Regions from separate parts of the Homo sapiens genome. Here region 1 is linked to region 2. A link is a contact called in ENCODE Hi-C data. All regions are on one chromosome and are shown on one strand. Each heading gives the region's core, a stretch centred on a gene start or an enhancer-like site at or near the end of the contact. The rest is flanking DNA. Distances are from core to core; before and after follow the strand shown. Region 1 holds the start of TBRG4 (transforming growth factor beta regulator 4). Region 2 holds the start of MRPL32 (mitochondrial ribosomal protein L32).

Region 1 (5,159 bases), core at 285-2,784, 2.2 Mb after region 2:
GATTTTCTCAGTCTTAGCTTTTTCTGCCTCCCAGCAACACAAGGCCCCATTTTAAACAGGCCTTGCACTTCCACTTCACCTTACAGGGCTTGTTATCTGGGTCTCCTCCTCCCCCTATAAGACCCTTTAAAATACATCTCATCCTTCCAAGGCCAAACTCAATGTTGCCATCTCCAGCAATGTGTTACATATAGCCTTGATGTTGCTTTTAACAATTCTATCGGCCAGGCGCAGTGGCTCACGCCTGTAATCCCAGTACTTTGGGAGGCTGAGGCGGGCAGATCACGAGGTCAGGAGATCGAGACCATCCTGGCTAACACGGTGAAACACCGTCTCTACTAAAAATACAAAAAAATTAGCCGGGCGTGGTGGCGGGCACCTGTAGTCCCAGCTACTAGGGAGGGTGAGGCAGAGCTTGAAGTGAGCCGAGATCGCGCCACTGCACTCCAGCCTGGGTGGCAGAGCGAGACTCTGTCACAAAAAAAAAAAAAAAGAAAAAAAATTCTATCAGCTAGTCTAGCTCCCTACGGTGATTACATGATCCAGGGAAGACATGCGACAAGGGCAAGATAAAACGTTCACCTAGGCCTCATTTCTGCCAAAGCAGAATGTACGTTTGATCTTTCTCCACTTCCTGGAACTTGGTATATGGCCAGCACATTTTCTTTTTATATGAGGGGATTAAAGCAGCTGTAAAAAGCTTAGTCTAACTCCACTTAAAGAAAAAAAAAAAGAGAGAGAGATCAGAGAGTCGGAGTATTTGCCCAAACGCAACATCTACCACTTCCTGAGCCTAAGCACAGTGTAGAAATCTTTCCGACTTATTTTTTTGAGACGGAGTCTCGCTCTGTCGCCCAGACTGGAGTGCAATGCTGCGATCTCGAGTCACTGCAACCTCAGCCTCCCGGATTCAAGCGATTCTCCTGCCTCAGCCTCCCAAATAGCTGGGACTACAGGCCCGCGCCACCACACCTGGCTAATTTTTGTATTTTTAGTAGAGACAGGGTTTCACCATGACCTCAAGTGATCCACCCGTCTCGGCCTCCCAAAGTGCTGGGATTACCGGAGTGAGCCACCGCGCCCGGCCGCCTTTCCAATTTTTTAAGAGCCCTAAGAGCAGTTTAGCCGAGTAAACGGAAGCCCAGGAGCCAGACTTGAGTTTAGGCAAACAGCAATCCAAAACTTTAGTTCTAAAATGCAGAGAGAAAACAACTTGCACTAAGTCACGAAAACTGGCTCGCTGGGGTCATGGACGGTCAACAGGGGCGGCGTCTTCCAGGCCTGGCCGCGCGGGCTAGAGAGGAAGCGTGCGCACTGGCAAGCCAGCACGGAACGAGCAGACGGCCAGGCCCACGGCATCCCACCGCGTCCCAGCCTGCTCCCCAGTTCCACCGCATCCCAGGACCTTCCCAGCCACGCCTGTGTTGTGCACTCGAAACCCACGATCAGCCGCCCCTTCTCCCCGTGCCACAAGACCTACGCAGCGAGCACCACCGCTGACCTCCATCCGCCGCCCTAACTGTCCCCGGAACCATGAGGTGCGCGGCGCGCTTCCCTACGTCACTCGGAGCGCCGGCGGAAACGAGACGAGCCTCGCCCCGCACGTCCGGAAGCCACGCCTCCAGCTTCCGGCCACACCTTTCGGCGGGTGACATCTTTGCTGAGGGCTCAAGCGGAGCGATAGGTCATGGGAAACTTAGAAAAGATAAAGAACCTAGGAAGAAAGGCTTCGGTTGCCCCCCGACCAGTACGCCATCCTCATACGGAGTGCGGGAGACGACCCTTTGTTGTCGGTGCTGTCACCCTATCCCTCCCTGCTTGCGTAGGCGTAGGAGAGTTCCTAGGGCGGTGGAAGACTGGGCTGGTGGAGTGGGATAGGCGACGTTGAGGCCTGTGGGGGCTGGGAGGACGAGTGAGTGGAGACTGGGGAACTCCAGAGCGCCCACTTGCAGCTGGATTTTTATGTGCAATTTTCCTGATTTTTAAATAGTGGTGTTTAATTACAAAGTAAAGTGCAGGATAGCCCAAACGAAATGTATCTGAGGTCTATATATGGACTTGATTAATTTTTACTTCCTGCACAGCCTTTTATTTTCTGTGGAGTTAATAATTACTTGGCTACGCACGGTGGCTCACGCCTGTAATCCCAGGCCTCGGTGGGCGGATCACTTGAGTTCAGGAGTTCGAGACCAGCTTGGCCAACATGGCGAAACCCCGTCTCTACTAAAAATACAAAAAAATTAGCCGGGCGTGGTAGGGCGCACCTGTAGTCCCAGCTACTAGGGAGGCTGAGGCATGAGAATCGCTTGAATCCGGGAGGTGGAGGTTGCAGTGAGCAGCGATCTTGCCACTGCACTCAGCCTGGTTGACAGAGCAAGACTCTGTCGCAAAAAACAAAACAAAAAACATAAAAATAAATAATTACGTTTGTTTGTGTTTGTAAACTAAAAATAAAATTGTAAGCCCCCCAAGCACTGAACGGACCTCCTCTTAGCCAAGGAGACCCCAGAGAAACCTTAAAAACTGAGTTCCCAGCCATTCTGGAAAGGGAGGTTGAACACCCCTTGTTAAAGTAGAGATCATAAGACTAACAGACTTTGTGGTAGTAAGATACCAAATTATAAACAAGACCTAAGGCCGTGCAAGGCAAGGGTTAAGTCAAGCTTGCAGACCATCAATCTTGCTGAAGAGGTCTTTTTTGACCCAGTGTATTGTGGCTGATTCTGGCATACTATCTTAAACATTCTTTTCTGCTGACTCCAAATTTTACACAGAGCCTCACTCTTTTAACCAGTTGCAAATTAAAAAATCTCTTGGTCAAGCTGGCTGAGGTGGGAGGATCACTTGAGGCCAAGAGTTCAAGACTAGCCTGGGCAACATAGGGAGACCCTATCTACCCCTACCAAGAGATCTATCTATCTATCTATCAATCAATCATATATCGTGTATATATCTATGTATTTGAGTCCACATATAACTTGTAAACCCCCCACATCAAGACATCCTGTCTTTTGGAGCCAAACCAGTGTATACCTTCCACACATTGATTTATGTCTTTGCCTGTAACCCCTGGCTCCCTGAAATGTATAAAACCAAACTATAATCTGACTGCCTCGGGAACACTTAAGGCTTTTTGGGTTTGTATTTTCCTGGGGCTGTGGTCACTCATTGGCCCTGAATAAACCTCTTTAAGTAATTTACAGAGTTTGATTTTTCTGTTAACAGTTAATTAAGATTCCATGTATTTATCACAAATTCTACTCCAAATCCTTCACAAGTTGTCTGTCAAAAGACAATATTACAACAGATTTATAGATCTGTTAAAAGAAAAGCTTTAGACAAACTAATGGAGTTTTGTTGAGGAAAGAACCTTGAAAACATGCTAAGGGAAAGAAGTTAGACACATGAGGCCACATATTGTATAGTTCCATTTATATTTGCAATGTCCAGAGTAGGTGAATTGATAGAGTCACCTATGTGATGTTGAGGTGGGGAGAATAGGGAGTGACTTCTGATGGGTTTGAGGTTTCTTTTTGAGATGGTAAAAGTGTCCTGGAATTGGATAATAGGGATGGTTGCACAACACTGAGTATACTAAAAGCCACCTGTGACTTAAGAAATATATATGTGGTCTCTGCATAGAGCTTCTAAAACCCTTGTAACTTTTTTCTTTAGGTTTTCATTAAGGCATTTTATAAAGATAATATCATTTGTATTTATAAAATGTTTGCTACATATACATAATATATATAGTGTATATATAAATTTAAATATGCTCAAGTTACAAAGCAGAATTATGAAAAGAAACCCGTGAACCCATTACTCCACTTAAGAAATAGAATATTACCAATATTGTTGCAATTTTCTGAGAGTTTCCTCTTCTTTCTTATCCCTCCACCCCAGCTAATTGCTATCCTGATGTTTTTCATTTGTGTATGTGTATTTTAATTTAATTTAAAGTTCCAGGATACATGTGCAGGACGTGCAGGTTTGTTATATAGGTAAACGTGTGCCGTGGTGGTTTGCTGCACCTATCAACTCATCACCTAGGTATTAAGCCCTGCATGCATTGGCTACTTATCCTGGTGCTCTCCCTTCCCCCTGTCCCATGGACAGACCCCAGTGTGTGTTGTACCCCTCCCTGTGTCCATGTGTTCTCATTGTTCAGCTCCCACCTATAAGTGAGAACATGCAGTGTTTGGTTTTCTGTTCCTGTGTTAGTTTGCCAAGGATAATGGCTTTCAGCGCCATCTGTGTCCCTGCAAAGGACATGATCTCATTCCTTTTTATGGTTGCATAGTAGTCCATGGTGTATATGTACCACATTTTCTTTATCCAGGCTATCATTGATGGGCATTTGTAAAACACTTGTAACTTCTTGAATGATAGTGACATCTTTTGTTATTCATCATAAGCCCCTTTTAACCATACCTGAGTTTATGCCACTAATGAAGTGGCTTTTGGAAGATGGGAGCTGGTTATCAGAGAAACCAACCATGTGATTAGAGGGCTGAAACTTTTAGCCCCACCTCTCAACCTCCAGAGAGAGGAGAGAGGCTGGAGATTGATTTGATTACAGTTTATCTAAAAGAAGAAACGGAGGCAAAATTAATAAAAGTGGAGAGTTTACATTTGAACCAAAATGAAGACAGCTGCCCAGAAGACTCACATGCAAGTAACCTGGGATATGAGCTTCATTAAGCCTTTGTTACAAGCAGGTTTTTAAAGGTAAAAAAGGGGACTAGGCATGGGGCAGATAAAAAGTTGTTTGTCAGGAATTCTCATTGGTTTACAGAAATAACATTGATTAGTGATGGCTATACATTGTTGAATGATAGGGTATGAGTTATGTTGTGCAGCATGCAGTATTGTTAGGTTAATTTATAGCTACTTGGGGGGCAGTCAGTCTAGAGTCCACATAGCAAGCAGCTTCAAAAGATGATTATTCAGCAAGAGGGAGGAAGTGAGATGTGACTGCTGTCTCTTTCTCATGCCTTTTTTTGGGCCTGATAATTTAGAGGAAGCTCATATTCCTCATATAAAAACATTTCTTTTGACTGTCATTACTAATGGCCAATGATTTTATCAATTATACCTAGGTAATGAAACTTCATAAAAACTTATTAAACAATGGGGTTCAGAGAGCTTCCAAGTTGGTG
Region 2 (4,854 bases), core at 213-2,712:
TTATTGCATAATTAAATTAATCTCGTTCAAAGGTTACAAAAAAACTATTACATACACCCACTGCTTACTGAAAACTGCCAAGAGAAAAGTACTTTTGGAATTTAAGACAACGTTATGTAATGGAAAGTGTATTTTTGTTATCAGAAAAAAAACCCAGTTTGAATGTCAACTCAGCTACTCACCGATGACCTTAGACAAGTTGTTTAATTTGTACAAGCTGCGGTTAGTTCATCTGTAAGAAGCTGAGATAACATTCATTATAGCAGTGGAAAGAGATGGAGCAGGTTAAGGTTAAGTTGCACCTAACAAAGTACTCAACAAGTTAGATCCCGCCTGCCTTCAGTTGTCAGGAGTACATTTTAAGTAAACTGGGCATTACTGATCCTTAAGAAAATGGGTAAGTCAGAAAACTTCCCCAGTCAATTTTTAAAAGTCTTCGGCGATGGTTTTCTCACGTTGAGAGCCATGGTTCGCCCCAACTGTATTTTGGAAAGTAAACTTATTATTCTAATCCCCTTTTCTACAATAGAAAAACCTACAATCTTGTTTAAAGTAAACATCCCCCTCCCCGACGTTCCCCCCAGTCCACCAAAAAAAGACCAAAACTCAAACTTGCCTCGTTGTTAGGGGTTCACAAAAAAGTGATAGGGGCTTTCGGTTTTTAGTCCTTATGTTTCTAATTCGTGCATCGAAGAAACCGAAAGCGGGAGGTTTTGAAAGACACTAGTGCCAAATGGAGACCAAGACTCCGACTTAACTGTAAAGCTGAGAGTTTTCCAAGAAAAGGGAACCCCACATATTTGACCAAGATTCCAAGTTTCAGAAACCACCGCATCAGGTCTACTTGAGCCAGGAAAAAAATCCTGAGTTCGGAACGGGCCACCCAGAGATGGTTAAGCTAAAACTGCCTTCTTTTCTGGTCTCCAAAGTGAAAGCGAATCCTTGGCTATGTGCCTCACCGTCCCGCAGCCCCATGTTAACCCCGCAAAACCGCATCCCCCCGACCCTCCAGCAGCCTCCGACCAAGGAAGCTCCAGGAATCCCGGGTCGGCCTGGCAAATGACTTTGCAAAGCCGCATTTCCAACTCCATTCCCTACTGGACCCTCCAGAAGCACCAATGCCGACGTCAGGATGGGAAAAACTAAATCGACAGAGTACCAGCAACCTCGACTACGCTGAAGACCTCGAGGGCCCCTTCCATACCTGAATGTAGTCAGCGAAAAGCTGTACCCGCGCTCCGCCATCTTTACCCGAAGAGCCAAAGCACAGCCGCACACATGCGCACTGTGGCCGATTTCCTTTCATTTCCCCGCCCCTCACCTTTCCTTTACTCTCTATGATTGGAGGAGAGTCAGAGCTGCTCCAAGAGCATGCGGGGTGTTGTAGTTCTAAGAAGCGAGGCTTGCCCGATTCTGTGCCTGTGCGCATGCTGAAAGCAGGGGCGGGACCGGGGCGGTCTTCCAGCAGGGAAAATGGCGCTGGCCATGCTGGTCTTGGTGGTTTCGCCGTGGTCTGCGGCCCGGGGAGTGCTTCGAAACTACTGGGAGCGACTGCTACGGAAGCTTCCGCAGAGCCGGCCGGGCTTTCCCAGTCCTCCGTGGGGTAGGTAAAGAAGGGCTCCGTGGGAGAGGGGGCTGATGACGGGACCTCGGGCAGCGTAGCAGACGCAGCTTACACAGTTCGCCCTCAGCCCCGGTTCTGATCCGCGGCCTCATGTCGGGGACGTAGTTCGTGACATTCCCATATTAGCGAGAACAGAACGACTGTTTTTGCGCTCCCTCCACCGCAAAAAAAAAAAAAAAAAAATTCCTCTGCTTGTTCCATTCGTACACAGAATGTAACCCAAGCTTGTGTCAAAGATAAATCATAGCCAGCCAGTAAGTAAAGCGCTGAAAACAGATTTTATTCAGTAACTACTGCAGGTAAAGAGCTGAGCTCCATCCCGGTTTGTGCAGAGGTGACTTTGGGCGTTTTAAAGGGAGAATGAGCGAGGCGGGAGTGTAGGGGCTCTGTAGAGTCAGAGAAGTGTAGTATAGTGAAGTCAGTGCAAATGTGATTAGCCGGCTGTGTCTGCTAGCTCGCAGTTGTCTTAGGGAGAATTCTATCCTCCCGCAGAGACTGGGAGACAAAGGCCCTATCCTTCCTAATGATTAGATTTCGAAGGAATGGCTCTCAGGGCCTTGAAAGAAAAGCTTCCGAGTTAGTTGCAAGGGATACGTATTTACAATTATATGCCCTTTCCAGGAAATGCTCTAAGGGAGTTCGGGACCTACTATCGGGGTATGTTGGCCAAAATAAATAGGAAATTTTCCAGGCAGCGTTGAGCTTTCTCAGGCAGGCACTTTAAAGGGGGGGCCGAGGTCATCCTAGGATACAGCCTTATGCTGCTAGAAACTATGCTAGAGTTTGGTCAAGTCTGTGGAGTTCAGGGATTTGTACAGAGTTGTCCTGAGAGGACAGTTCTGCAGGTCTCACTTGGCATCAAGGCTCACCACTCTCTGGATCTGTCTTTCCTTTCCAGCCCTGCCCTCACCTCCCCTCCCGCTTCCCCTCTCCCCCCTCTCCTCTTCCCTTCCCTTCCCTCCCTTCTTTCCTCCCTTCCTCCCTCCCTCCCGCGCAGTACATGTTTTCTGTGGTGTTTGAGCTCTGAGGAGCTGAATTCTGTTTCCCATGTTTCACTTGGAATTAATTTTAATTGGAAGTATCTTGGATGTTGAAACTGTCATGGCTTTGGCATTTACATTCTACTCAATTTCTAAGCAGCCTGAAAGTGATAATATCCAGAAATATACCAAGAAAATATATGCCACTATATGCCAAGCAATGTGCCAAGCTTTCTACATGTACTTCCTGGGATAATCTTGACAACAGTCCCATTAGGTGTATACACTTTCCAACTGAAACAGTAGGCTCACAATGGTCCCAAGTTCACAGACAGTCCTGAGCCTGTGTTGTTAATCACCGGGGCATGCTTGGCAATACTTGTGGACATACTGAAAATAAATGCCAGTTGTTAAGTGTTAGAGAACTTTGTGTATTTTTAAGAGTTCTTAAGATCAAAAGAAGTATGTGGGCTGGGCGCGGTGGCTCACACCTGTAATCTCAGCACTTTGGGAGGCCAAGGTGGGTCCATCACCTAAGGTCAGGAGTTCAAGACCAGCCTGGCCAACATTGTGAAACCCTGTCTCTACTAAAAATACAAAATTAACCAGGCGTGGTGGTGCACACCTGTAATCCCAGCTACTTGGGAGGCTGAGGCAGGAGAATCACTTGAACCAGGGAGGCGGAGGTTGCAGTGAGCCGAGGTCACGCCACTGCACTCTAGCCTGAGTGACAGAGTGAGACTCAGTCTCAAAAAAAAAAAAAAAAAGTATGGCACGTCTAAGAAATAGCAAGGAAAGGGTAAAGGAATGTTGATTTTATAAGCAATTCAGAAAAAGAGAAACTTTGATAGTCACATAAATAAGGCCATACAGAGAAATGGTGAGCTGGCTCTTTTCTTTAGAGAGCAGACAGGAATCAAGATTAAATGTTATGAGGAACTAAGTGACTTAAGAGGTTGTATCATAAAGGACCTGACTCAGTTTGAATATAAGAAAAGGCAATTGGCAGTTACATCAGTGCCGGTCAGAAGTGTATTCAGGAAATCTGTCTAGATTTACTTGTAAATTAATCAGGTACTTACTACCCGCCAAGTATTAATAGAATGTGGACAGTTGAGTGATTCTTTGCTTGTTTTGTTCAAGTTAGGTGCCTATCAGAGTCCTGTATTTTATGAGATAAGAAACTTGATGGAATTTCACTGATCTTCTTTTCAGCAGGATCCGCTAAGAAAAAATTCTGTGTTCCTTAAAATTGTATAAGCTTTAGTGTATTTTAATAGCTAAGGTTTCTCATTATTGAGTTTCACATTCTAAATTTTATATATAGTTTTTGTGTGTGTGTATGTTTGACCATTGATTGTTAAGGAAAATGATATCTGTAAATAGTAATTTAGAAGCTAGAAACTAATTCTGTATCTCTTATGTTTTATTTCCTAGGACCAGCATTAGCAGTACAGGGCCCAGCCATGTTTACAGAGCCAGCAAATGATACCAGTGGAAGTAAAGAGAATTCCAGCCTTTTGGACAGTATCTTTTGGATGGCAGCTCCCAAAAATAGACGCACCATTGAAGTTAACCGGTGTAGGAGAAGAAATCCGCAGAAGCTTATTAAAGTTAAGGTAATGCATTGATTTTTGTGGGTGTGCTTTTCCTCAAGTCCTCCATTGAATAAGCTCATGGTAGATTCCTATAGCCTAGGAATAAATTATTATCAGATTATATGTGTCTACTTTCCTCTGGCCTAAATGAAATACAGTATTCTCATTATATACATAATGAGAAGGCTAGAGCCTGCTGTCCTCTAGCCTGAGTATTAGAAACACAGTCAAGGAAGGAGTGAGTTTGGAGACTGGGCAAGGAACGAGGCTGTGAGGTGCCTACATGACTTCTGAATTGTGAGCTGTGTCAGTCTTGAGCTGTGTGAGTTTTGAACTACAGATGAGTAAACATCCTAACTATGGCAGAGCCTAGAATTAAAGCTAGAAGCAGTAGGTATACTGAATCTTGGGTTTTACAAGCCCTTACATATTTGTTTTATTTTTTTATCATTTCCAACAAAATACCATGAAGGAAAACCCTAAGATAAGTAATATAATAGCTAACAACAATTAAGTGTCTATGATGTATCTCAGTGCCTTATGTTTATTATATCTCATCATGTCTTATAGCCCTCCAAAGCAAATAAGATATTCTTCATTATTAGGATGAAAAAACTGAGGCAAAAAGAATTTGCCTGTGGTCACACAGCTA

What was found. A loop is a pair of places that touch in the nucleus more often than their neighbours do. Pooled maps may share reads with other maps.
Region 1: a pooled map shows a loop between it and region 2 (25-fold over the local background). The contact joins the promoter of TBRG4 here to the promoter of MRPL32 in region 2. A Hi-C loop is called at or near these places in 11 of 50 pooled maps.

Annotation. Positions count from the first base shown.
Region 1 is chr7:45,110,163-45,115,321 of GRCh38, forward strand. It overlaps TBRG4 (transforming growth factor beta regulator 4), which reads right to left and starts at 1,535. Exons shown (of 11, transcript NM_004749.4): 1 at 1,481-1,535. RefSeq lists enhancers at 1,234-1,943, 1,307-2,062.
Region 2 is chr7:42,930,914-42,935,767 of GRCh38, forward strand. MRPL32 (mitochondrial ribosomal protein L32) reads left to right here and starts at 1,463. Exons shown (of 3, transcript NM_031903.3): 1 at 1,463-1,603; 2 at 4,042-4,223. The coding sequence starts at 1,474. It overlaps PSMA2 (proteasome 20S subunit alpha 2), which reads right to left and starts at 1,261. Exons shown (of 8, transcript NM_002787.5): 1 at 1,205-1,261. The coding sequence starts at 1,245. RefSeq lists an enhancer at 1,412-1,641.